2 separate regions of the Homo sapiens genome follow, and region 2 is linked to region 1. A link is a contact called in ENCODE Hi-C data. All regions are on one chromosome and are shown on one strand. The core of a region is the stretch at or near the end of the contact, and the rest is flanking DNA. Distances in the headings are between cores, read along the strand shown.

Region 1 (6,592 bases), core at 2,683-5,182:
CCCAATATTGATGTAAGTGAAACCCGACAGTAACAAGCTGGGAGTGCCCAGGTAGAAGGGGAAAAAAGCATGTTCATTTATTCATTCATTCCTTTCTCCGTTTATACTTATTCAAAGAGTATTTTTCATTGCAGCTAAAAACTAGACACACCATGTAACATGGAACATGTCTTTTTCTTCTATGTATTCTTATTTAAATCGTGGAGCTTTTCAACTGAGATTCTTCACGTTTAATGAAATTTGCAGTCTTGTGTCACTTGCGTCACAATTTGTAGGAATAACCTTAGCATTTTAAAGAGTATACCGTGTAGCCTTTTGAGAAAGTCATGCATTTGAAAAATAAAATAACCCACAAAGTGTAACACATGGACTTTTGTCCCTTAAGCTGATTGCCCTTACTCACTTGTCACCACCTTTACGAGAGTGAGGGATATGTTTTAGATACATTTTTTTTTGTCCTATAGAAACCAGACTCACTGCTTTACTTATGCGTATTACTCTGAAATATATTTCCAGTGAATGAATATAGTAGTAAAAGTGGTGTAGCAAGGTAGAAAAAACACTGCACTAGACATAAAAAGACCTTTCAAGTATAACGTCTGACAGCCTCTACTTACACACCCAGTGGCCTTGGTTAGGTCACAAACCTGCTTCTCTGTCTACAAAGCAGGTATAAAATAGTGCCTGCATAATAAGGTGGTGTCAATATACTGATAACAAACCTTTATCAAAGTACTTATTCCATGCCAGAGTACTTATTCCATGTTCTAAGTGGTACACTATTACATCATTTGCATCTATTGAATCATTTATTCCTATAAAAATCCTGTGAGATGGGTACTACTGTTTATTCAAGAGACTTAAAAATGAGACACAGAGAGGTGAAGAAACATGTCTGCGGTCACACATAGTAAGTGGCAGAGCTGGGAGTGAGACCTGGGCAGCCTGTCTCTAAAGTTTCTGTGTTCTTAACCATAGTGCTGTCTATGCTGCCTAGCGTTTCAGACACTCTGTAGACCAAAAAGCTCTCTACAGCAAGGTTGTCATTAAGTTAGCAAGTATTTGACTATCTACAATAAATTAATATTCAGAAATTTCATTTCACTGTAGAGTGATCATCAGTATCTCTGTATAGTCATGTCCTATAACTTTTGCCCAAGCAAATCAGTATGCCAGGCAGTCCAGGGGAGCATCTGTGTAAACAAAGACAGTATAATATAGTGGTTAGAGTATGAAATCTGATCAACTGGGTTTTTAGGGGGCTATGTCACTTCCTAGCTACACAGTTATTTGTAAAATAAGTACTCATTGGGGTTTGAATGCATTTATGTAATATCCTTGAATGTTACATACTATTGTTACACATAATAAAAAGCACTGTCATGCTATTATCAGTAACAAGGTAACTACCTTTCATTTGGCATTTGAGAAACAAATCTAACATGGCAGCCTACTTAGGAGTAGTTAGCAGTAGAATAGAAACTAAGACCAGGGTCTCAGCTATGTTCAAAAGAATTTTACCTAACAGAGGTCACTTGCTTTTTCTGAAATTATGTAATATTGCTTTTTTTTTTTTTTTTTTTTGAGATGGGGTCTTGCTCTGTCACCTAGGTTGGAGTACAGTGGTGCAATCATAGTTCACTGCAGTCTCAAACTCCCAGGCTCAAGCGGTCCTCCCACCTCAGGCTCCTGAGTAGCTGGGTACACAGGTTCACAACCACCACACCTGGCTAATTTTTTTCTTTTTTTTTGGTAGAGACAGGGTCTCCCTGTGTTTCCCAGGCTCTGCAAACCCATCTCTATCAAACCAAGACACGTAGTCAGCCCTTTTAATCATTAGACCTAGTGGTCTGCAAAGTTTGTGTTGGAAATACTTTATCTTCTCTCTTTTGAACTGGTACATCGGCTGTGATGCCCGGAGCTGCTTATACTGTGGTTCCCTTGGCCAATAATTTGTTTATGCCTAAATCAGCCTTGCCTCTAAGTGATAAGGAGATACGTGCTTTTTCTTTTGTTTTGTGTCAGTGGTATTCTCTAATAGGCCGGGAACGGGTCTGCCCAAGTGATGCACAGCCCCTTGGTGGGGCTGGCTATAGATCCCCCCGCAAAACTGAAGGTTAGGCCTAAGATATTAGCTTTGCCTGGCAAGATGAAGATGTGTGGACTAGGTAGACCTGTGTGGCAGTCTGTTTCTTTTATAAAGTAAACAGAGTTCAGTTTGTTTAGGACTGCTTAGGTAGATTTCTTACACTGAGCAGGAATATTTGTACAGATGTTTTAAGGTAAAGTCAAAGAATGGCTAGATTGTAGCCTTTGACGCATTATAATGTATCTTTTCTCAGTGCCCCTGTTGAATTCACAAAAGAAAAGGTATTTTTGATCATCGGCTATGAGAAACTTAAAACACTTTTTTTTATATATAAAGGCTGATTTAGTTAACTCTTCTTGCATTTAAAGAAAAAAACATCTGCTGAAAGTAGGGAGGGGGGAGGTGTGAGCGGAAGCGTGGTCTCCACATTCCACAATGAATGTCTTTTCCCAGCCAATTTTAATTTGCAGAAAAACCAGGCACTGAGTTAGATTCCTCGGGAAAAGTCCCTGTTGGCTGATGAGCCCTGAACTTCTTCCGTGTACACCCTGAACAGGGACTGATGCTTCAGTTCACAGAGATAATTTTTCTCTGGAAAGCCGATAGATCCGATTTAGCCACCCCTCATTTGTAGTCATTGCCACCTTGTGGATTACAAAGGATATTGGTTTTCATCAAACTTCCATTTCGATTTGGCTTTTTATGGCAAGTACACGTTGGCAGTGGATTGCCGTGTTCCTCACCAAAAGGATCCTGGTTTGTTCAGCAACACCTCACTTCTCCACTCACAGTTCATTTATGATTCTGATGAGAGTGTTTTTTCAGGAAACACACATTTCACTTTTTGACCTAGGAGCATCTGTTAGAATTTTTTTTTAATACTACTTTGGCATTCTGAAAGTGTTAATGTCTTTCATATCTGTTTAATGCTATTTAGGGATATTTATGATCACCTCTTGGTTACTCAGGGTAAAGTGTGTCGCAATTTTTTTTAAACAGACAGGAAAGCATTCACATGAGGAAACAGATTGCTTTAAACATGTGCTTCCTGTGACAGTAAAAAGAACAAATTAGATTTAACACTGTGTAATGAATGCATAAATGTGTACATTTAAGCTTTTAAAAGCTTTATGTTCAGTTCTGGTCACAACAAAAATTGAGTCACCTGTAAAAATTAAAGATGCCCAGGGTACTCTCAGACTTTTGAAATGCCCAGCAATTGCAGTCCTCACCTGACGATGCCTCGTTGGAATTATAAAAAGCATGATCTATTAGTGCTGGAGAGAACTAGAACATTACAAGGCACATTCAGAGGTTAAACCAGGTTACAGTCAGATTCCGTACATTTAGCAAATAAATCAGAATTTGTTGTGGGGGGGAGAATACTTCACTCTCATCTTCCTCCCTAAGAATCAATGAAAAAATCAATTTTCGGGAACCCCATATATTCCTCTGTCTTTCATGAAAGAAAAAGAAGGAAACCTGATGTTTACTTACTAGCATTTACTACAATTTAATTATATAAGAAAATGACTCTTTTTCTTATGTAATTCAGTTTGTGTTTTGTATGCTGGCAGGGAGTGAATAGAATCTGAGTTAATATTTCCAGTTAGACTAGAGTGTGGAATTGGAGGGCCTGAATCCTCTCCCCGGAAGAAGAGGCACTCATGGCCATTTCTGTCTGAGCCTGCGGATAGTGCCTCTCCGTCCCCTGTGCTTTCAAAGCTAAGGATTTGTGGCACGCTTGCCATCTCTCTGGCCAAGGAGGGCCAGGAGAGAGTCCCTCGGGGGAGGGCACATAGTTTGAGGACATCTGACTCTCTTCTATCACATACTGAGGTACTAATATCAAAACAGACTGCTTGTCGTCGCACGGTGGGGCAGTGCTTTTTTTGGCTGCCGTGGTCGAAATGAAATGGGCAAGCTGTAGTCCGCTTGGCATCAGAATGGGCTAAGGGAAGCAGGGAAATCAGAGTCAGACTGTGAATGCAAGTCACAGCCAATGGTTAACTTCCTTTTTGTGTGTCACTTGGCAGCAGCGAGACTGATGGTGATTTTTTTTTTTAACATGGGTGAGAGTTCAGTGCCCTAGGAAGAGCCGTAGATGCTGTTATTGTGCTTCCTCATACAGTTGACTTGTGTTGATTTCTTGAGGCCAGTACAGCTGTTCCAAGAGCCAGCTCCAGGAGCTTTGTGTGTATGTACATGGCCATCGGACGTCGGATGAAAAAGGTAAACAGATGAGAGGTGATCCATACAAAATCTCACTGCTGATCACTAGGCAGTCTTAGGGGAATCAGGTTCTGGCATAAGGCAATAATACCAAAGAATAATATATAGTGCACTTGAAGGGATACTCCCTTGTATACAGACACCCAAAGATATTTTTAAATTATCACCACTCCGCACCCCTCATCTCACATACAGGATTCAAATCAATTTTGGACTGTCTGGAAAATGTAGGACTAAAATAGCCAGATTGAATTCAGATAAAATTACCTTCTGCTTTTTTGGGAGGTTGTTGCTTTTTGGTTAGCCACATTATTTTCTTTGAAGATTCATTTGGAAGAGAGTTTGGTAGAATTTCTAGCCTCTCTCAAGATTTTCCTCCCATTTCTCTGTTTGCAAAGAGCTGTTCCCCAAAGGCAAAAAGAGCGAGTTGCCATCTTGAGCGAATTGTATGTTTAGTGAACACCAAATGGTCTCAGAGTTACCCTAAATTTTCATTATATCTGGTTGCTTTCAAATACTATTTATTCCCCTCAAAACTCCTAACCATTTATATAAGATATCAGTAAGATGACCAACTTCTGACAACCCAAAAGCAGGGAAGGAAGCTTAGAAATAGAATACCATTTGTCTGGTAATTAGAGTGTATCTCTTAAGAGTTCGAGAGAATTCTGATTAACCTTTCTGTTCCCACATTCTCACGTAAAATTAGCACACCTTTTAAATTATTATCTAGTATTTAAACACATATTTTTGAGTCTTCTTAATGCAACAGGTTCTGGGGACACTAAAAGTGTGTTATAGTTTTCTAAAAAACTTCATTTTTCTTACATTTTAAATGTTCTGTTTGTGCAAAATTTCGAGAATCACCATAAGGGCTTCTTTGCATTTTTAATTTAGTAACTAACATATGAATAAATTTGCATATTAATTAGTTGCAGATTAAATCATGCATACATAATTGCCTCCTTACTGTGTTTAATGTTTGTCAAAATCTCCAGCCTGGTTTGATGGATGTCGTATGAAAGATTACAATTTGATGTACCCTTGGAAGTATTTACACCAATAATGCAAGATTCTTAATAGCAGAATTTTCTAGTTATATACAGTTACTAATAAACATGTAAGATAGGTACATGTCCCTTTGACTAAAATTTTTTTCTTTGCACCAAATCATTTACTATTCATAATCATTAATGCATCTCCTAATTATACAGCATATGTCTGTTAACCCTTTCATTGCTGGCCTTCAAATGGTAGCTTCTTTCTTTTTCTTGCCCCCTAAAGAAAGCAAAATTGTTTGATAATACTCTGAAATTACTCGATTGCCTTTTATTTATTTCTCTCCTAGTATATGGACAAACCTCATTTGCCATTTATTTTAACATACAATAGATAATTATATGATCATTTTGTATTTTCTAGTTAAAGATCATAAAATGACCCACGTGCACATGGTTAGTAGCTGATGGGCTTTTGCCTTTCTTTTACCAATGCTGAAAAAAATTGAAATATTTCAGATACTTCATATAGTAGTAAAAAAAAATGTATACACAGACATACTCTCTATTTAGGAGGGTAATTGTAGAATAAGTAAAAGTATTAAAATTATATTTAAATTCATTTTGAATATTGAAATGCATTTAATGTATCATGATCAAACATAGGATGGAAATGTGATTTTTTTTATTAGAATTGAGATCTCTGAAGTAGAAACTGACAAGAGAATAGATGCTCTTGATTTGACATAATTTTAAAATGCCAATAAATGTTTTCTCAAATTTCTTCAGGTATTTAATTTTTTAAGTTTTATCTTACTCATATAAAAAGTAGACCAACTGGCTTTTTTTTTTCCTTTTTACTATTTTGATGTCTAAGCTGCTTATCACACTGTATTACCCTGCATTAATGAGTATTCCTACTGTGCAAAATTCTATCAAAAATGATGGTGTGAATGTCATTTTTAATTGGAAGTTTATACAGTCAAATTTATAGTACACAACAAAAAATATGTATGTAGTTCTGCTCCAAGCCTTTTTTTAGGCTTTTGATCTTTTTAGTTTAAGTATACATTTTTATTAATCTAAGTGTCATTTGAAAATCTACACAAATATGACTACATTTTTTATTAATACCATTGTATTATGGAAGAGAGGGAAACTAAGGCATAGAGTAATTATAATGTCTGTAAACTGTAAGAAGAACAAATACAAGAATGACCAAGAATAGATTTTCAGGGGTCTTTTTTAGACATGAAAACTTGCTGACCGGTTC
Region 2 (6,592 bases), core at 2,374-4,873, 910 kb before region 1:
AGTCATAACCCCGAAGACCTCAGAATGTGACCTTATTTGGAGATATGGTCTTTGTAGAGGCCATCAAGTTAAAATGAGTTCATCAAATGAGCTCCAATCCAACATGACTGGTCCTTACAAAACGGGCAAATTATGACACAAATTCCTAAATGCTTAGAGGGTAGATGATGTGAAGAGACAGATTATGATGAGATGATATAGACTATCTGCAAGCCAAGGAGAAAGTCCTGGAAAAGACACTTCCCTCTTTTAAGGGCAAAAAGTCCTGCCAACCATTCAATCTCAGACTTCTAGCTTTCAAAACAATGAGAATAAATTTCAGTTGTTTAAGCCATCCAGTCTGTGGTGCCTTGGTACGGCAGCCTTAAGAAATGGATACACAAAGTCATTCTTCTATTCAGAATGCAGTTTCTTGCATTCTTGCACTTGTAGGGCTGAAAACTCCCATTTCCTTGCTGGCTGCCAACTGGGGTCTCTCTCGGCTGTGAGAGGTGGCCCATATTTCTTGCCAGGCGGTTCCTTCCATCTTTAAGCCAGAAACCATTTGAATCTTCTTGTCCTCAGAATCTTTGACTTCCTCAGCCTCTGACTTCTAGACTCAGATTTAAAGGCTTTTGGGATGATGTCAGAACTACCTGGATAGTCTTTCCTTCTAAATGCTCACTGTGTCATATCATATATGACCTAACCTCGGGAGTAAAATCCGTCATATTCACAGTCCCAGAAACTGGGGACCTAGGGGGATATTATAATTCTTTTTTTTTTTTTTTTTTTTTTTGAGACAGAACTTTGCACTGTCACCCTGGCTGTAGTGCAGTGGCGCAGTCTCAGCTCACTGCAAACTCTGCCTCCCGAGGTTCAAGCAATTCTCCTGCCTCAGCCTCCTGAGTAGCTGGGATTATAGGTGAGTGCCACCACACCCGGCTAATTTATGTATTTTTAGTAGAGACAGTGTTTTGCCATGTTAGCCAGGCTGATCTCCAACTCCTGGCCTCAAGCAATCCCCCCACCTCAGCCTCCCAAAGTGCTGGGATTACAGGCATGAGCCACGGAGCCTGGCAGGATCTTAGAATTTTGCCTACCACCAGGGCATTTCAAATTCTGGGGTTCTTCATGCTTCCTCCTAGCACAGCACTTGGTGTTTGCTGTTCCCTTTCTAGGGACACTCTTCATCCCTCCCCACACCTCCCTTGATCAACTTCTATTCCTACTCCAGATCATGGTATGTTCATATATTTGCCCAGATATACAATGCTGTCCTCTAGAGAACTAATCACAGTTATCACTTTAGAGTTTACATTTTTTGATTGCTATTTGGTTCATTTCTATCACATCCATCCACACTGTAAAGCCTTGAGAGCAAGGATGGTGTCTGATCATGAACACCACTGTATCTTCTCCCTGCACAGTGCCTCACACTCAACACATATCTATTGAATAGATGAATCATAAGCACACTCCCCACCTTATTCTTTCAGTCTCCTGCACATGTTGAAACAATCAGGTACCAAGGTGGGATAGGTAGGAGATTCTATTTTCAGAGCCGAGTAGAAGCTCCCTGAGTAAGAATTTGATATGGATCAAATGACTTGACTCCCCATATTAATTTGCAAGTTGCTACCTGAACATATTTGCTTTAATTCTTAGGCTCAAGGTGCTGAAATTATAACATCATTACTTAAATAGGCTGCCATTATTGCTCCTGACAACTTACGCCACTTCCAGTGGCTTTGCAGGAATGGGATAAAGGGCAGACATTTTAAGGACAGATATTTTCAATGAAAGCAGAGACAAGGAAGAATGTGTCCCAGAAGCCTGTCTGGAAGGGACACCATACTGTGGGTTTGAGGTAGCCAAGAAGGCACCTAGATGACATCGGTGTCAGATAGAAAGAGACAGTGCTTCCTTCTAGGACTCTGCTGCTTTCCAGCTCTGTTGAAGCACCAGCTGCACTGGTTTGTTGAAATTCAGTAATGGGTTAAACCGTGATGAGACAACAGCTTGTGCTGCTTTGCCTTCCTCTCCACCGTGGCTGCTTGGTGGAGACACAGAGAGTGGGGGCAATGAAGGTGATGGAGGAAAATGTCTCTCTTCTCTGAAGCATCGAAACAGCTCCCTTAATGGCCTCTTACGTCTGGGTCCCAAGGTTTTCATTCAAAATGATAATAAAAGGACACCTCAAACCTACAGGGAAAACCCATTCACATAGAGCAGCTTCGAGACGAGCCTCTGGAGTCACCAAGCTGAAAAGAACCTGATTAATGACAGCACCTGAGATAAGTGGCACTTTCACCAACCTTAACTGTTGATGTATGATGACATAATGTCCCCTCCAATTAATGACAAGGATATAAAACACCTGTATTTAGCAGAGCAGATGCTGCTTTTATGGTTAGATGCGCAGATGAAATTGACTTCTAAAGGACCATCTATAACTTACTTCCCTATTATTTGTTTCTACATTTGTTTCGTTATGTATGTTGTAGGTGCAGGAGGAAATTTAACCCTGGATTTCACACCTGCACAGCCAAAAGGTATATGCTTATTGTAATTTACTTAAAGACAACTTACATCCCACCATCAAGCAGGTTGGCGATGGTGATCTCCTTCATTTACTGAGGACCTTTCATACTGTGTGAACCTCACTTTATATATATATGATATATATGATATATACGTAATATATATAAAGGTAAGCAATACCTTTAATCAGTCAGTTGATCCATCCATCCATCAACCAAAGTATACTGAAACCACCTGTTTAAATCCTCTGTAAGGTAAGCACAGTGTAAGTAGTTTTAAAAATTAAAACGGTTATTGCATACTAAACATATGCAATGTGATGGATTAGGTGTTTTGGGGTTGTCAAGGATTTCTTTATGGAATTATAATTGATGAAAGGGAACAAGACATATAAACATGGTGGTAAATGCTAAATCTTAGGGAGAGCCACAGATAGTGGGCATCCGAAGAGCTCAGGGAAAGGAGAGAGCCACATGGGCTGAGGTTGGTGGGGAAAGTGCACAGAATAGTTGGGATAGAAGAAGAGACCATGTAAATAGCTATCAAAGGAAGAGAGGCCAGATCAGGTGGGAGATTATACTTTTGAAGCAAAGGCAAAGGGAATACACAGGTCAAGGCAGAGTCTGGAGCCAATGAGAAAACCACTGTGTACAAAGTGTACATAGGACAAATAATAGATCAAAGAGAGAGATTGGGTCAGGATTATTAACAGCATTGAAGACCGATTTCATTTCCTTTAAATGTTGATTTGGGAATCATCCCTAAGGATAGGGTAAAATATGGGGAATCTCATATTCCCCAGTGAGGCTTCCACTACCACTGTGCTGAGTTAGGTCCTAGCATGCTTGGGTGTGGACTCTTATGGCTCCCTCTGGGGTTTCTGAGGCCAGAAAGGACACTAGTGTCAGGGCTACTGCCCAGGGGATGAGGCCCAGAAGCATCCTTTCTTCTGTGTCTTCCCCCACTCTTCCCCCTGCCCCCCTCCACCCCCACCCCAGGTCTTGGGCAGCTTTCTCCTCTCTCCCTTGCTGTGGCAGGTGGCCTTCACCAGTTCTGCTTTCACTTTTGGGGCAAACGTTCTGTCTCTTTCACTTTCTTTTGTGCCTTGCTGGCAGGTGTAGCCATTCTAACATGGCAGGGTGGTCTCTGAGTCGGAGGCAGGCCACACAGGCAACTGGGGCTGACAATCTGAGGTCAAACTTCTCTTAATGAATTTGGAGATAGAATGTAAATCCCTTAAGAGCAGGCCTCTGTTTTTTTCATCGCTATATCCCTAGCACCTGTGCCTGGTGCATAGTGTATTTAATACACATTTGTGGAATAAAAAAAGAAAGTGTCATTTAGCATTGCTTTCTTTTTCCCACATATATTTTCTTTAGGGACCTGGACAGTTGGTTGGGGGCAACATTGGCTGTTTGGGGCCCCCATGCCCCAGACTTCTCTGTTTCTACCTGTGAATACCTGTTAATAGTTATTGGCACTCAATTTTAATACCCCCAACAGTAGCCACTAACATTTGGCAACTAGCTTTTCCTTTGCTTTTCGTAGAGAAGCTATTTTTGGTGTCAGCAGAGCCCCCAAGGATAGTTTAAATTTCCTATGCCCAGCTACCTTAAGATTCCAGTCTGAGGAGAGAATCAGTAGAGGCCACGTGGGGACCCATTCTCATTTCAGCTTCGTGAAGAGAAAAGGTGCCTTTCCTGCTTTTCAAGATTATTTTCTCCATTTCACACCCACCTCTCTAACTTGACCAGACTCATATTTTATCCATGATCCATTCTCTCTCTGTCTGGTGTTTTCTACCTCTCACTATCAACAGATTACTTCTTTGGAAACTATAGACATGTTTTTCTTATCTTTAAAAAAATCTGTCTTCCTCTTTGTGTTCCAGTTGTTGCCATTGTCCCTTTCCGCTTTCCTTTATAGTCTAGTTTCTTGGGACACACACACACACACACACACACACACACACGCATTTATAGCCTTGACTTCCTCACTCTCATCTCATGGCTTCCTAATGCCTTCCTAGGTGACCAGCTTGGGACTGGCCTTACACTTTCTGGTATCCCACATTGCATTAGAGACCCTTTGTGCTGTCATAGGTCCCAGCTCTTTGTGCTGGTTCATCTTGTGCAGCTATTGAATGGGATTCTAGGAATCATTATCATGTCTATCACCTATTTGTCTATTAAAATGATATTGAAAGAATTGGGCCCATGAGAAGTTTTCTTGTTGCCCTAATAGTTGTATTTTCACAGAAAGCTTCTTCTTTTAGGAAAAGGGCAAACCATGGCTCCATGCTGTCTTATGTAATCTTAGCAGGAGTTTAAGGCTTGGGAATGTTCTGAGGGGATGAATAGGTAATAGAGGATTCTCTATGCCCCACTGGTTATCCAAGAATTATAGACTAGAATCGCACTCTACACAACTCGAAGGAACCTCAGAGACCATCTAGTTACATGAGGAAATTAAGGCCTGGAGGCTGGGATGTGGGCAGAGAAAGTGTAGTGTGGTAATCAAGACTATGTCTTTTGAACCTGAATTCCTGGGTTTAAATCCCATCTCTGCTATTGAAGGGCCAGTTGCTTTGCCTCTGTATGTTCAAGTTTCCTCATCTGTAAAATAGAGCAATAATAGCAGCTATTCCATGGGGCTGTTGCGCAGATTAAGCAGTTAATACTTGCAAGGCTCTTGGAATAGTGCCTGGCAAATAATAAACATGTATGTAAGTGCTACTTCCTAGTATTAGTTAAACAATCATTTGTTGACAACCCACTGCATGCCAGAAACTGTACTGGGTGCTGGGATAAGAAAATGATGAAGTCACATAAATGATGTGTGTAAGTTCCTGAGGGAGAAGAGTCAGGACACACAGTGGGGTGTGGGATCTCCTCACTGCTGCCGTTAACTTCCACATAATCTTGACAAGGTGGTCATGTGTTCTGTTGTTCCAAGTGTTAGAATGAGGAGAACTCATCCAGGTGTCCATGAGCAAGCATTGTCTGCAGACATTTCTGTTTGCACATTTAGGAAAAGAGGAGATGCCCAGCACTTTGTGAGGCCGAGGTGGGCAGATCATGAGGTCAGGAGTTCAAGACCAGCCAGGCCAACATGGTGAAACCCCCCCTCTACTAAAAATACAAAAGTAAGCTGGGCAAGGTGGTGCATGCCTGTAATCCCAGCTACTTGGGAGGCTGAGGCAGGAGAATTGCTTGAACTGGGACCCGGGAGGTGGAGGTTGCAGTGAGCCGAGATCATGCCACTGTGCTCCAGCCTGGGCTACACAGCGGGACTCTGTCTCAAAAAAAAAAAAAAAAAAAAGAGATAAATTAAGATGCCATTCAGTAGAACACTTCTAAAAGAAATGGAATGTACATGGCTTGGCCAATGGAAATAATGACGTTTTTGCCTGAAGCCATAAGTTTGTTTGTCCTTTTTCTTTGTCATGGGTATGTTTAGTCTTCAAACTGGCTTTTAAGGATGAGTTTATTATTTCTAAGAGAAGAGCAGTATTTTCTTGACCAAACAGAGGTGGCACTTCCATGAGCCAAGCCTTTAGTTCAGTTTAGTTGGAAGTGAGTTACTCAGCTTTTGATCTGTTGTATTTGTTTGAGTATTTATTTTATGTACTGATTTATTTTTAATGGCAGAGATATATGGAAGTTGTCTCCTAAGCAGAAAATAAACAAATGCCCACTCAGAGATTTGTGCTCATAACAGAATTTTTGGTCTGTGAATTGGGTCCTGAGAGATTAAAGACAGCTGGTGCATACCGCAGCCGCCACGAAGCACTGTGTTTCTGGGGAAGTGTGTTGAATGAAATCTAAACAATGCTAACTGGTCACAGACACTAATTAAGAAGTATGCCAGTAGCTGTGGGCTGCTCAAATAAAACACTATCTTTTCTTCACTCTGTTGACATAGAGATACAAATAAGGTTCCAGAAAGATTGGAAAGGAGAGAGTGTGGGGACTGTAATCTTGTCTTTCCGGTATGTTTGCCAAAATCAGATAACACTGAGAAGGAACTGGTTCAAAAACACCAAAACGCATTGTTAAATGAGGGCTGC

What was found. Hi-C counts contacts between places; a loop is a spot of excess contacts on that map. Pooled maps may share reads with other maps.
Region 2: a map with no recorded cell type shows a loop between it and region 1 (4-fold over the local background). The contact joins two enhancer-like sites. A Hi-C loop is called at or near these places in 1 of 168 maps with a recorded cell type or tissue (B cell), 3 of 37 single-sample maps with no recorded cell type and 5 of 50 pooled maps.

What each region holds. Positions count from the first base shown.
Region 1 is chr18:55,335,576-55,342,167 of GRCh38, reverse strand. The region is part of intron 8 of TCF4 (transcription factor 4); the gene reads left to right. Among named protein-coding and RNA genes, the nearest start is that of TCF4-AS1, 110 kb to the left of the region's middle. Within about 2 kb of position 3,932, at least 16 of the 41 ENCODE cell types and tissues checked have a DNase peak (open chromatin) inside an H3K27ac peak, as active enhancers do; they include B cell, where a contact is called at or near this core.
Region 2 is chr18:56,245,807-56,252,398 of GRCh38, reverse strand. No RefSeq gene overlaps it. Among named protein-coding and RNA genes, the nearest start is that of LINC03069, 58 kb to the right of the region's middle. RefSeq lists a silencer at 3,379-3,428 and an enhancer at 3,559-3,698. Within about 2 kb of position 3,623, at least 2 of the 41 ENCODE cell types and tissues checked have a DNase peak (open chromatin) inside an H3K27ac peak, as active enhancers do; they include B cell, where a contact is called at or near this core.